Regions from separate parts of the Homo sapiens genome. Here region 2 is linked to region 1. The links are chromatin contacts, found by Hi-C or POLR2A ChIA-PET in ENCODE. All regions are on one chromosome and are shown on one strand. The core of a region is the stretch at or near the end of the contact, and the rest is flanking DNA. Distances in the headings are between cores, read along the strand shown. Region 1 has its middle 69 kb from the start of ACSBG2. Region 2 overlaps MLLT1 (MLLT1 super elongation complex subunit).

What was found. A loop is a pair of places that touch in the nucleus more often than their neighbours do. ChIA-PET counts read pairs that join two places held with the same protein, here RNA polymerase II (POLR2A). Pooled maps may share reads with other maps.
Region 2: a loop to region 1 is called in a map with no recorded cell type, with 6 times the contacts of the local background. The contact joins two enhancer-like sites. A Hi-C loop is called at or near these places in 1 of 168 maps with a recorded cell type or tissue (gastrocnemius medialis), 6 of 37 single-sample maps with no recorded cell type and 6 of 50 pooled maps. POLR2A ChIA-PET finds 5 or more read pairs at or near these places in 9 of 52 experiments (GM10248, H1, HepG2 and 6 more).

Annotation. Positions count from the first base shown.
Region 1 is chr19:6,201,139-6,208,069 of GRCh38, forward strand. No RefSeq gene overlaps it. Among named protein-coding and RNA genes, the nearest start is that of ACSBG2, 69 kb to the left of the region's middle. RefSeq lists enhancers at 2,869-2,918, 2,939-2,988. Within about 2 kb of position 2,458, at least 3 of the 41 ENCODE cell types and tissues checked have a DNase peak (open chromatin) inside an H3K27ac peak, as active enhancers do.
Region 2 is chr19:6,241,409-6,248,339 of GRCh38, forward strand. All of the region lies in intron 3 of MLLT1 (MLLT1 super elongation complex subunit), which reads right to left. Among named protein-coding and RNA genes, the nearest start is that of MLLT1, 35 kb to the right of the region's middle. RefSeq lists an enhancer at 2,091-2,805. Within about 2 kb of position 2,728, at least 9 of the 41 ENCODE cell types and tissues checked have a DNase peak (open chromatin) inside an H3K27ac peak, as active enhancers do.

The DNA of each region.
Region 1 (6,931 bases), core at 1,208-3,707:
CAGTAGCTGGGACTACAGGCGCCCGCCACCACACCTGGCTAATTTTTTGTATTTTTAGTAGAGACGGGGTTTCACCGTGTTAGCCAAGATGGTCTCCATCTCCTGACCTCGTGATCCACCGGCCTCGGCCTCCCAAAGTGCTGGGATTACAGGCATAAGCCACCGCGCCTGGCCTCTTTTTTGTTTTTGTTTTTGTTTTTGAGACAGTCTCTCACTGTCGCCAGGGCTGGAGTGCAGTGGTGCGATCTTGGCTCACTGCAACCTCCGCCTCCCGGGTTCAAGCAATTCTCCTGCCTCAGTCTCCTGAGTAGCTGGGGTTACAGGTGCCTGCCACCACATCCAGCTAATTTTTTGTATTTTTAGTAAAGACGGGGGTTTCACCATGTTGGCCAGGCTGGTCTCAAACTCCTGACCTCGTGATTCACCCACCTCGGCCTCCCAAAGTGCTGAGATTACAGGCATGAGCCACTGTGCCTGGCCATTATTATGGTTTTTACTGTGTCTCTTCTCCAGTGGCATTTCCTCAGCGAGGTCTTTCCTTGCTACCCTGGTTCCCCGAACCTGCCCTCTTCCCCCTCTCTGTGACAGCCCCTTTAAAAGTTGTCTGCCCAGGGCCAGGCACGGTGGCTCACGCCTGTAATCCCAGCACTTTGGGAGGTTGAGATGGGTGGATCACTTGAGGTCAGGAGTTTGAGACCAACCTGGGCAACATGGTGAAACCCTGTCTCTATTAAACATACAAAAAAAATTAGCCAGGCATGGTGGCACACCTGTAATCCCAGCTACTGGGAGGTGGAGGTTGTAGTGAGCCGAGATCATGCCACTGCACTCCAGCCTGGGCGACAGAGCAAGACTCTGTCACAAAAAAATATTCTTCCCAGTTTTCATCATCATGGCTACAAGTTACCAAGGTCATTTGTTTATTTGGTCATTTCCTTGAGGGCGAGAGGCCAGATTGCCTTGTTGTTGTACCAGCGCCAACCCTCTGATGTTTGTTGAATTAATGAACACCCATTTTTCAGATCAGGAAAGGGGATAAGAGACCTCCTGTGACTTGTTCTGTCAATGTAATAAACAAGTAAATTATGCAATAGGTAAGACAGTGTTCAGTGATTCAGAGGAATCCAAAGCACGTAAAGGAGTAAACTGTTGAGGTGGGGGCAGAATTTAAAAGTATGGCGGCTAGCCAGGTGCAGTGCCTCACACCTGTAATCCCAGCACTTTGGGAGGCAGAGGAGGGCAGATCACTTGAGGTCAGGAGTTCGAGACCAGCCTCACCAATATGGTGAAACCCCGTCTCTACTAAAAATACAAAAATTAGCTGGGTATGGTAGTGCATGCCTGTAATCCCAGCTACTTGGGAGGCTGAGGCAGAAGAATCACTTGAACCCGGGAGCCAGAGGTTGCAGTGAGCCGAGATCACGCCACTGCACTCCAGCCTGGGCAACAGAGTGAGACTCTGTCTCAAAAAAAAAAGAAAGAAAGAAAGAAAAAGGTGGCTAAGGAGAGCCTCACTGAGAGAAAGTGATATTTCAACAAAGACTTCAATGAAGAGAAAAGATCTATGGGATGGTGTTCCAGGTCAAGGGGAGTTTGTGCAAAGGCCCTGAGGCAGGACAGTGCCTGCTGTGTTGAAGGAGCAGTGAGGAGGAGGCCCCTGTGGCTGGAGCAGAGTGAGGGAGGGAGGGGGTGGGGAAGGTTGAGAAGTGCCTGGTGGGCCTTGTGGGGGACTTGGCTTTTACCCGAGGGGAGGGGGAGTGGGAGCCATGGAGGCAGAGGAGGGATATGCCCTGACTCAGGTGCTCACGGCGCTCTCTGGCTACTGTGGGGAGGACAGACTGAGGGGAAAGAGACCAGCTGAGATTGAGATGATGATAGTTTGGACCAAGATGTAGCAGGAGAGAGGGTGAGAAGCGTTCGGATTCTGAAAGCAGAGCCCACAGAATTTGTTGGTGTCTCAGCAAAACCCGCTGAGAATGACCAAAGTTTTCTGGTCAGTGCCACTTGAAGGATGGAGCTGCTGTTGTCTGAGATTATGGTAGGTTGGAGTGGAGGGAGGAGATTTAGGGATGAGGGCTGTGGGTAACATCCCTCCCCTAGCTGGGCTGTTTGGGTTTGAGATGCGTGTTAGACGAGGAAATGAGGGGTGGGCAGTTGTATCCAAGAGTCTGGAGTGGTGGGGAGGGGCTCCACCTGGATCCGATGGACTCACCTGAGTGAATGGAACCAAGAGAGTTACACCATCTTAAATTGTCAAGTCGATCCATATGTCGGCACAGATAATCACAGTGCATAGGCAAAGCTTGAGCTACCAGGGCGTTCGCCCCAACATTTTATCTAATAAAAGTGAAACCAGGCTGGGCATGGTGGCTTATACCAGCCTGGACAACATAGTGAGACCGCCATCTCTAAAAAATATGAAAATTAGCCGGGCGTGGTGGTGCATGTGTAGTCCCAACTACTCAGAAGCCTGAGGCAGGAGGATTGCTTAAGCCAAGGAGGTCGAGGCTGCCATGAGCCATGAACGCACCATTGCACTCCAGCCTTGGGTGACAGAGCAAGACCTTGTCTCTCTTTTTTTTTTTTGAGATGGAGTCACGCTCTGTCACCCAGGCTGGAGTGCAGTGGTGCGCGGTCTCGGCTCACTGCAAGCTCCGCCTCCCGGGTTCACGCCATTCTCCTGCTTCAGCCTCCCGAGTAGCTGGGACTACAGACACCTGCCACCACGCCCGGCTAATTTTTTGTATTTTTCATAGAGATGGGGTTTCACCGTGTTAGCCAGGATGGTCTTGATCTCCTGACCTCATGATGCGCCCGCCTTGGCTTCCCAAAGTGCTGGGATTACAGGCGTGAGCCACTGTGTCCAGCCAAAACCCTGTCTCATTAAAAAAAAAAAAAAAAAGTGAAAACAACAACAAAAAAACCCAGCAGCCAGAGCCTACATAAGTATCAGCCAATACGGGGGATGATTAAATCATGTCATCTCTATACTAGATGATATTATGTTAGATTTGATATTGCAGAGAAATATTTAAAGACTGGGGAAAACAGTCAAGATGAATGGTTTTGTGAACAAAGGCAGGTCTTGATAACGTACATGTAGTATTGCCCTGGCTCTGTAAAGTATGCATGCTTAAAAATGTCAGGAAGGTATTTTGTTTGTATTTTTTTTTTTTTTTCCGGGATTTCTCAATCTCAGGGCCGTTGTCCTTAGGGGCCGAATCATTCTTTGTGGTGGAGAATGTCCTGTGAGTATCTAGTTTCCATCAATGCCAGTGGCGTTTCATTCCCCGAGCTATGACAACCCCAAATGTCTCCAAGTATTTCCAAATGTCCCCTGAGGAACAGAGTCACCCCCTGGCTGAGAGCCCCAGTTCTAGATGAAAGTGTGGTTGCTTGTCATGAGGGGGATGGGTTATTTTATCAGAGAAAACAACAGAAGAAACAGGACAAGAGAGGTGTCTGTAATCCCAGTGCTTTGGGAGGCCAAGGCGAGTGGATCGCTTGAACCCAGGAGTACAAGACCAGCCTGGGTGACATAGTGAGATCCCATCTCTACAAAAAAATTAAAAATTAAAAAATTAGCCAGGGGTGGTGGTGTACACCTGTAGTCCCAGCTACTTGGGGGACTGAGGCGGGAGGATTGCTGGGGCTGGGGGAGGTTGAGACTGCAGTGAGCCATGATTGCGCTATTGCATTCCAGCCTGGGCAACAGAGCAAGACCTTGTTTCAGAAAAAAAAAAAAAAAAAAAAAAAGAAGAAGAAGAAAGAAAAAGAAGAAACAGGCGACAGAGAAAAGGGAGCCAAAGGTTCTCAGCCTGAGGCTCCCGGGCAGGTGGGGCGGGGATGGCTGAGCCTCCTAGTGCCTCACGAGGACCTCCCTCCCCTAGCTGGGCCTGGAGCGCTTCCACAGCGTGGGAATCATGGGTCTCAACTCAGAAGAGTGGGTCATCGCCAGCATTGGTGCCATCATGGCAGGGTAAAGGGCACGCGGCCTCTCCCCGGAGTGTTTTGCGGGCAGGAAGCCACCAGCCCACCTTCTATGGGATCCCAAGGAAGAGTCCTCAGGACAGGGAGCTGACAAGAGCTCCCACTTAAGTCTACGCTTAGTGGGATTTTTCAATGGCCCAGTCCTGAGCATGCTCAGCTCACCTTTCCAGACAGTCTCTATCTAGTGAACTCATATACATCCTGTGAATCCCCGCATTCATGTCCCCTCTTCCAGAAAGCCCTCCCCACTTCTTGAGGCTCTCCAGCACTGAGCCCTCTCTCCACCCATCCAGAACATTGGGGAACCCCTTGAGAGCAAGATCCAAGCCTGAACTGTCCCTGAATTCCACCTCCCAACAGGGTATGTTGTGAGTGTCAGGTACTGGGGATTCCCAGGAACCTTGCACTCACCCAGCAGGGAGTAGCTGGGATTACAGGCATGCGCCACCAGATCCGGCTAATTTTTTTTGCATTTTTAGTAGAGACAGGGTATCATCATGTTGTCCAGGCTGGTCTCGAACTCCTGGCCTCAAGTGATCCGCCCGCTTCAGCCTCCCAAAGTGCTAGGATTACAGGCATGAGCCACCACGCCTGGCTGATATCAATTTTAAATAATAATATGCTAAGAGCTCTAATGGAAAAAGCAGACAGAACTTACAACAGGTGGGTTCTTGTAAGCAGAGATGGAAACTCTAAGAAATCAAAAGGAAATGTTGGTCATCAAAAACACTGACATAAAAAAAGCATGCTTCCAATGGGCTCGGCAGTGGACTGAATACAGCCAAGGAAATCTTGAGTGAGCCTGAAGCTAGGTCAATAGAAACATCCCATGCTGAAAATCTTAAAGAAAAAAAGAGGCCAGGCACGGTGGCTCATGCCTATAGTCCCAGCACTTTAGGAGGCTGAGTGGGGAGGACTGCCTGAGCCCAGGCACTCAAGGCCAGCCTGAGAAACTTAGCAAGACCTTGCCTCTATTTAAAAAAAAAAAATTAATTAAGAAGAAAAAAGAAAAGACAAAAACACAATGAAATGAAATGAACAAATGGAAAAGAACCGCGGGACAATACAGAAAGTGTAACATACACATAATGAGAGTTGGTTACAGATCTGAGGCCGAGGCCGGTGGATCACCTGAGGTCAGGAGTTTGAGACCAGCCTGGCCAACATGGTGAAACCCTGTCTCTACTGAAAATACAAAAATAGCCAGGCATGGTGGCAGACACCTGTAATCCCAGCTACTTGGGAGGCTGAGGCAAGAGAGTCACCTGAACCTGGGAGGCGGAGGATGCAGTGAGCCGAGACCGCACGACTGCACTCCAGCCTGGGCAACAAGAGCGAAACTCCATGTGAAAAAAAAGAGAAAGAAAGAAAAAAGAAAAAATCACTGAGAATTCTCCAGGAACTCACAAGTATCAACAAGGAGACGTTTAAAAAAAATTAAGGCCAGGTGCAGTGGCTCACTCCTGTAATCCCAGCACTTTGGGAGGCCAAGGTGGGAGGATCGCTTGAGCCCAGAAGTTCAACACCAGCCTGGGCAACATATCGAGACCTCATCTTTACAAAAATTAAAAAACAAACAAACAAAATTAGCTGAGCCTGATGGCATGTGCTTGTGGCCCCAGCTACTCTGGAAGCCATCGTGGGAGGATTGCTTGAGCCTGGGAGGGTGAGGCTGCAGTGAGCCGTGATAGCGCCACCCCATGCCAGCCTGGGTGACAGAATGAGACCCCGCCTCAAAAAACAAAACAAATGGGCAGGGTGCGGTGGCTCACGCCTGTAATCCCAGCACTTTGGGAGGCCAAAGCGGGCAGATCACCTGAGGTCAGGAGTTCAGAACCAGCCTGGCCAACATGGTGAAAGCCCCTCTCTAAAAAAATACAAAAATTAGTCGGGCATGATGGCGGGTGCCTGTAATCCCAGATATTTGGGAGGCTGAAGTGGCAGAATCACTTGAATCCAGAAGGCAGAGGTTGTAGTGAGCCAAGATTGTGCCATTACACTCCAGCCTGGGTGACAGAGCGAGACTCCGTCTAAAACAAAAACAAATTAAAATTAAAACGTCAGAACAACAGATAAAAATATTCTGAAACATAAGCGGATTCATTTATATGAAGAAAAAAGCATGCAAGAATATCTGGGAAAATTCTGAAGCAGAATTATAAAGGGAAACTACCACTACCAGACTTTTTTTTTTTTTCAGACGGAGTTTCACTCTTGTTGCCCAGGCTGGAGTGCAATGGCTTGATCTCGGCTCAACGCAACCTCCACCTCCCGGGTTCAAGCGATTCTCCTACCTCAGCCTCCCGAGTAGCTGGGATTACAGGTATGCGCCACCACACCCGGCTAATTTTGTATTTTTAGTAGAGACAGGGTTTCTCCATATTGGTCAGGCTGGTCTCGAACTCCCGACCTCAGGTGATCTGCCCGCCTCGGCCTCCCAAAGTGCTGGGAGTACAGGCGTGAGCCACTGCGTCCGGGCACACTACCAGATATTAATTAGGTCACACAGTGGCAGAAATGTAAAGGTGAGTACTGTGCATATGAGGGAAGCCAGAGAGAGACACAAACGTATGCAGGAATTGAAAAATGCAACCAAAGACGGCATCTCAAATAAGTGAAGACAGGTTATTCAATAAATGGGGTGGATCGCCTTGCATAGCTATTGGGGAAATAGAGCTGGGGCCCTACCTCATGGCTGAATAAATTCCAGATGGAACAAATTGAAATGTGAGAAAGAAAGAGGGAAGGGAGGCAGGAAAAGGGGGAAGAAGAATTGAATTCCTAGGAGAAATCATGGGAGAACTTAAAATAAAAACATCCTAAATAATAAACAATAACAGCCCAAAAACCATTTCAAGGAAAACTTGATCACTTGATAATGGATCACTTGAGGATAGGAGTTCCAGACCAGCCTGGGTGAGAGTGATAGTCCATCTCAAAA
Region 2 (6,931 bases), core at 1,478-3,977, 41 kb after region 1:
GGCACAAACAGTCGGAAAGATGGCCTCAGAGAAGCCAGGAAAGAATTTTATCAGGTACATGCCGAGATAGGAAATTGGGGAACATAATGGGCGCTTTCAATGCCCAGCCAATTCTTCCAGCCCCTTCTCTAGGGACCCAGGAGAAGGCATTCTGGGCCTCTGGGCCGTCCCACCGTCCCAGCCTTGGAGGTCCTGGGGTGGCCGTGGCGGGCGCAGGGTTGCGCAGCACCTCCTCTCTCCCTGCAGCGATGGGCACCTTCGTTCTTTCCTTGTGCTTCTCTGCCCGGCTCCAGACCCGCCCTCTAGGAAACACAGATGCATCTGGGGACCCACTTCAGGGAACAGAAGGATGCTCTGGGGAAAGACAGACTGCGCCACAGCTGGCACGCATCCATGCGGCTTGTCACAACGCGGCAGCTCGGCCCTGCCCTGGGTCCCCGCACACAATGTGGCTTCTGTTCTGGCTCCCTCGGCAATCCACCAGCCAAGGCCTCCCCCTCGGCCACATCAACCGGCCGATTGTCCCTGGCGGAGCGCTCTATGGGCTCACCAGAGGGGCTGCCCGCCTCCTGAACTCTGCAAGGCCCTGGGAGCCTGGGAGCCAGGGAGGGAGTTGCTTGCAGAAGCGTTGCTCCGCTTCTGCGCCAGCAGGTCAGGGGCAAGGGGAGAAGACAATGGGGGCTCAGAGGGGGCTCCCTGCCTCCCAGCCTCCCTGCCTCAAGACCTGCTCTCCCCAGTCTCAAACTGAGCGCACGCAGGGGCAGCCCAAGTGGAACCCATATAGGGCAGCATTTGCAGCTAAGAGCCATCTCCACTCTACAGAGGGTGGCGGCTATGGAGGGCACCCCGGCTTGGTGTCCTTGGAACCTCCCCTGTCATGTGCGACTGCCTAGGGCCCCCCAACACAAGCCACCCAGGATGTGTCAGGAAGATGCCTCTGAGGGTCTTAAGGCTATGAGGCCAGTGCGGTTTAACTTACTTTTAAAACTCTCCACGTAATGCCCTTCCTGTGCCCTCGGACATCTGCGTGTGGGAGGCCACGGTGGACTGGTGATGGCTGTGGCTCCCTGTCCAATGACAGCTTGTTGCAGGGGTTGGGGAGGAGGTCTAATATTAGTGGCAAATAACCAAAATAAACTTCTTTTTCACACTTGGCCATTTCTAACACTGGACTGTCTCTCACAATCAGTGTGTACCCCTCATGTGCTTTCTCTCCTGCTCTCAGGACGGGTTCCTTCAATTGAAGTCACGGGAGACTTAGACTGAAGGAAGAGGAATCTGGCGTCAGGGGCAGGGCAAGTTTTACCGCCCCAAACAGCCACACTCCCCTTTCCTGGTGCTGTTGGTACCGGGTTCAATAGAAACAAGTGCCCCGGCCAGCATCCCCTCATGTGACTGCATCTACAGGGCACCTGGGGGGCTGCGAGCCGACACCGGCCACAGGAGAGGAAAGCAGGCCACTGTCATCTCAGATGACCCCTCTCCCCATCTGACAGCAGCTCTCTCTGCCCCTCTCGGTTTTGCCAAGCACACCAAGCCAGAAACGCAGGACTACTTGGCAGCCAGCACTGGCATGAAAGCGACAAAGGTGAGAGCTAAAAGGATTGCCAAGGAAATTAAGTCACATCAAATGATGCCTCAGAGAAGAGCTCCTGAGTCCAGCTGCTGATCTTGGCTAATGCCTCAAAACAAAGCAAGACAAAAATCAACCATGCTAAAGTCTGCTGGGAACGTAAAGCGGGAACGTGGCGGGGTCACCAAGCGGTAAAGCTGAAAGAGACCCCGAGAGCCAGTCCCAGCCCGAGCAGGGCCATGCATGTCAGTGGGGGCCCCCACCCCGGGAAGGCTCGGGGAGGCCGGCAGCCCCCGGCCCCTGCCCTGCCCAGGACCAGGGCATCAAAGCCTCCCAGGTCAGCTCTGCAGCCCCTCCCGAGGCCCTCACCCTGCCTCCTAACTGACTCCAGGGCACAGACAAGCACTTCCTGTTTGGCAGCCACTGAATTCCTTCTGGGAGAGATGGAGCCAGGTCTGCATTATAATGTCACTGACCTACTCCAGAACATCATGGGACAGGCGTGGGACAGGCACCTGGCTGGGGCTTCTGAAGCCACGGCCACAGAGCTTACGCCCAAAGAGGCAGGTGAACCCAGAGGACTCGACCCCTTATGCAGGATCTAACAGCAAATGCCACCATGTCACCCCCAGCGGATGAGCAGCTCTGCCCACCCAGCTCACCTCCCTCACACTCGCCCCAGCCCCGCTTCATCACCTGGACTCTGCCTTTCAAACAGCTGCCCCTCCCCCTAGAAGGGACCACCCCATCCTCTCAGCCTCACATAAGAAGAAGTCAATCGGCCGGGCACGGTGGCTCACGCCTGTAATCCCAGCACTTTGGGAGACCGAGGCAGGTGGATCACGAGGTCAGGAAACCGAGACCATCCTGGCTAACACGGTGAAACCCCCTCTCTACTAAAAATACAAAAAAATTAGCCAGGCATGGTGGCGGGCGCCTGTAGTCCCAGCCACTCGGGAGGCTGAGGTAGGAGAAAGGTGTGAACCCAGGAGGCAGGGCTTGCAGTGAGCCGAGATCACGCCACTGCACTCCAGCCTGGGTGACAGAGCAAGACTCCACCTCAAAAAAAAAAAAAAAAAAAAAAGAAGTCAATCTCGCTTCTTAAGAGAACCCAACCGACCCTTTCTAACTGGGTCCCCGTGACACACTCATAGCACCCAGCCCCTGGGCTTCCTGGAACTCATTCTGATGGGTCACTTCCTCTCCCGTGTGTCTGCCGTCTCTTGCCCTGTCAGTCTGTGAACTCCACAAGAGAGGGGAACGTGTTCACTTGGTCTTCACTGGGCCTAGACTTGGTAAATATCTGACACATGAAGAAATCCATGAAACTCCAGCAAAGAATGGAAGAAAAGCAATTCCTCCTCCTCACTGTAAACGAACATTAAAAAAAAAAAAACCCTCATTTGCGAAGAATAAATGACAAGGGCCTCCCTTACTAGATACCCACTACCCTTTGACAGTCTCCCCCGCCTCTCTCAACAGTGGGCTTGGTGCATGCCGCCAGCGGACAGCGAAAACAGAGGCATGGGCCTCAAGTGTGGCAAAGGGTTTCAGACACAAAACCAGAAGCACTCGCCAGAAAAACAACAGTAAGACGTCCATCAAAATAAAAAACGTTTGCTAGACAAAAATATACTATTAAGAGAATGAGAAGATAAGCCACAGACTTGGAGAAAATATTTGCAACTCATATACCAAGTACAGGACTTGTATCCAGAGTATATACAGAACTCTTAAAACTCAACAACAAGAAAACAGCTAACCCAATTTTTTTTAATGAGAGGGAAGGGCAAAATTCTGAACAGATACTTTACCAAAGAGAATATATGGGTTGCAAATAAGCACATGAAAACGATGCTCATTACCGTCGGCCGTCAGGGAGATGCAAATCAAAACCTAACCAGGTACCACTTCACACCCACTAGGACAGACGGCTATAATCAAAAAGGCAGAAAATGAGTTGCTGGTGAGGATGTAGAAAAATCAGAACCCTCATACCCGGCTGGGGGGGAATGTAAAATGGCACAGCTGCTGAAAAACAGTCTGGCAGTTACTCAAAAAGTTAAATAAAGAACGGGGCCAGGTGTGTTGGCTCACGCCTATAATCTCAACACTCTGGGAGGCTGAGGCAGGAGGATCACTTGAGGCTGGGGGTTTGAGCTCAGCCTTAGCAACATAGTGAGACTCTCTAACAAAAAAAAATTTTTTTAAATCTTTTCTTTTTTTCCTTTCTTTCTTTCTTTCTTTCTTTCTTCCATCTTTCCTTTCTTTCTTTCTTTTTTTTTTTTTTTAAAGAGATGGGGTTTCACCATGTTGCCCAGGCTGGTCTCAACCTCCTGAGCTCAAACAATCCTTCCACCTCGGCCTCCCAAAGTGCTGGGATTACAGGTATAAGCCGCCGTGCCCAGCCCTTAAAAAAGTTTTTTTAATAACTCACCGGATGTGAGGGCCGGGCACAGTGGCTCACGCCTGTAAACTCAGCACTTTGGGAGGCCGAGGTGGGCGGATCACGAGGTCAGGAGATCGAGACCATCCTGGCTAACATGGTGAAACCCCGTCTCTACTAAAAATACAAAAAAATTAGCCGGGCATGCTGGCAGGCACCTGTAGTCCCAGCTACTTGGGAGGCTGAGGCAGGAGAATGGCATGAACACGGGAGGCAGAGTTTGCAGTGAGCCAAGATTGTGCCACTGCACTCCAGCCTCGGCGACAGAGCGAGACTCCGTCTCAAAAAATAAACAAATAAAATTTTTTTTTAAAAAGAAAAACTCACTGGGTGTGGTGGCATGCACCTGTAGTCCCAGCTACTTGGGAGGCTAAGGCAGGAGGACTGCTTAAGTCCAGGAGACAGAGCTGTGTGAGCTGTGACTGCACCACTGCACCCCATCCAGCCTAAGCGACACAGTAAGGCCCTGTCTCAAAACAGACAAACAAAAAACCCAAAAAGTTGGCCGGTCACAGTGGCTCATGCCTGTAATCCCAGCTACTTGAGAGGCTGAGGCAGGAGAATCGCTTGAACTCAGGAGGTGGAGGTTGTAGTGGGCTGATATCGCACCTTTGCACTCCAGCCTGGGCAATAAGAGCAAAACTCCACCTCAAAAAGAAAATAAAAAGAAAACAAAGAGAAAAAAAAAAAAAGGAAAACAACCTGACCATATTCAAGGGCTGGCGAAGATTTGGAGCAACGGGAACTCTTCCTGCTGATGAGGCTGCAAAATGGCACAGCCCCTTTAGAAGAAAACCACTGGGCAGTTTCTTAAAAAGTTAAATAGACCCATATCATGTGACCTAGCAATCTCCACTCATTTACCCAAATGAACTGAAAACGTGGTCACACAAAAAACCCGTATGCAAATGTTTAGGGCAGCCTTATTCATAATCACAAGAGCTGGAAACAACACAGACGTCCTTCAACAGGTGAACGAATAAACAAACCGTAAGGCACCCATGCAGCGGAACACTCCTCGAAAAAACACAACAAAACACGAAGATTCATTCATATGGCAACATGGACAAATCTAAGTGCGCTTTGCTAAGTGAAAGAAACCAGATACAAAAGGGCTACATATTGTCTGAGTCTTATGACAATCTGGAAAAGGTAAACTACAAGAATGGCAAACAGATGAGCGGTTGTAAGGGCTGGGGGTGGGGAGGGGGACTGACTTCAAAGGGACAGCAAGTGGGAATCGGAGTGGGGGAGGCAGAGTCCCGGTAGATACACGACTCTCTGCATGTTGAACCCAGAGTAAACGTCACGGAATACAAATTAAGAAATCAGTAACTAATAACCGGATGGGCAGAGGGGGCAGACCCAAGATGAAATGCAACTGAGACTGACGAAGCTAACTGTATTACAAATGCATGACATGACCACCCCAGGGAAAGGGCTGCCACAAATAACCTTGTACCCTTGCAGCGTTCCTACTTGACAGAAAGAGCTGCACGCCAATGCTGAGCCCTAGCTGCCAACACAGGAGGGCTGGCTGTTGATGCTGAAACTACTTTCCGGGTATCCTGGAATTAAACGGGTAAACAAACACAGTACAGATATCGGGAGCCAGGTTTCCCCCTTCAGAGACAGCTACAAGGCAGCAACTGGGGAAGGCGTGAATGAGCCCGCTGGTGCTGGATGGAGTTGGCAGCCTCAGAGGAACGTACGTTTGTTTTCATATTACACAGATAGATACAGAACTAAACACAGATGTAAAGGGTGGGGGTGGTTTCCTAGCTCTGTCATATGAGAGAACCTAAACGCAGTGACAACTAAGCAGCAGTGAGCACACTTAGCTCCCAGATCTTGGCTTTTAAATACCATTTTCCAGCAACAGGAACTAAGGCTCCTGGGAGCAGCGGAAGATTCTAGGGCTGGGGCAGGGAAATACACGGTGAGCCTGTGGTGCCAGAATGTGAAAGCACCCCCAAAACCATGGGAACATGAAATGACAGGCCCGAATGCGAGAACAATTTCAATAACAAACAGGTAACAACAGACTGGATTATGACCCCAAAGAAAAACCAAATACCTATGAATCCATCCGTGTTGATACAAATAACTGAATACATAAATGGAAGAGAAGGGACGGCTCTTCCTTACTGAAAAATTCCAGTTAATAAATGTAGAAAGGAAGGAGGAAATTAAAACTACCAGTAGGCCACCACTGGGGGAGGCTAAAATTAGTGGGTGGTACTATGGGTTAAGTAGCCCTCATCCAAAATGCTTGGGATCAGAAATGTTTTGGATTTCAGATCTTTTTTTGGATTTTCAAATGTCTGCATTATTCTTACTGGTTCAGCATCCCTAATCTGAAAATCTGCAATTTAAAATGCTCCAGTGAGCAGTTCCTTTGAGTGTCCTGTTGGTGCTCAGAGTTTCAGATTTTGGAGCATTTTGGTGTTTTGTTTGTTTGTTTGTTTGTTTGTTTTTTGTGAGACAGAGTCTCACTCTGTGACCCAGGCTGGAGTGCAGTGGTGTGATCTCAGCTCACTGCAACCTCTTCCTCCTGGGCTTAAGCAATTCTTGTGCCTCAGCCTCCCAGGTAGCTGGAACTACAGGCGTGCGCCACCACGCCCTGCTAATTTTTGTATTTTTAGCAGAGACGGGGTGCCATGTTGGCCAGGCTGGTCTTGAACTCCTGACCTCAGGTGATTCACTCGCCTTCGCCTCCCAAAGTGCTGGGATTACAAGAATGAGCCACTGTGCCCAGCCTGAGATTTTGGAGCATTTTTTATTTTGGATTTCTGGATTAGGGATACTCCATCTGTATTTTTAAAAACAGACAAAACAAAACAGGTTATCTGCACAGCTTCAAAGTATCTCTCCCAAAATGGGTATTAGTAACTGTAGTGTTTTTAACCTAC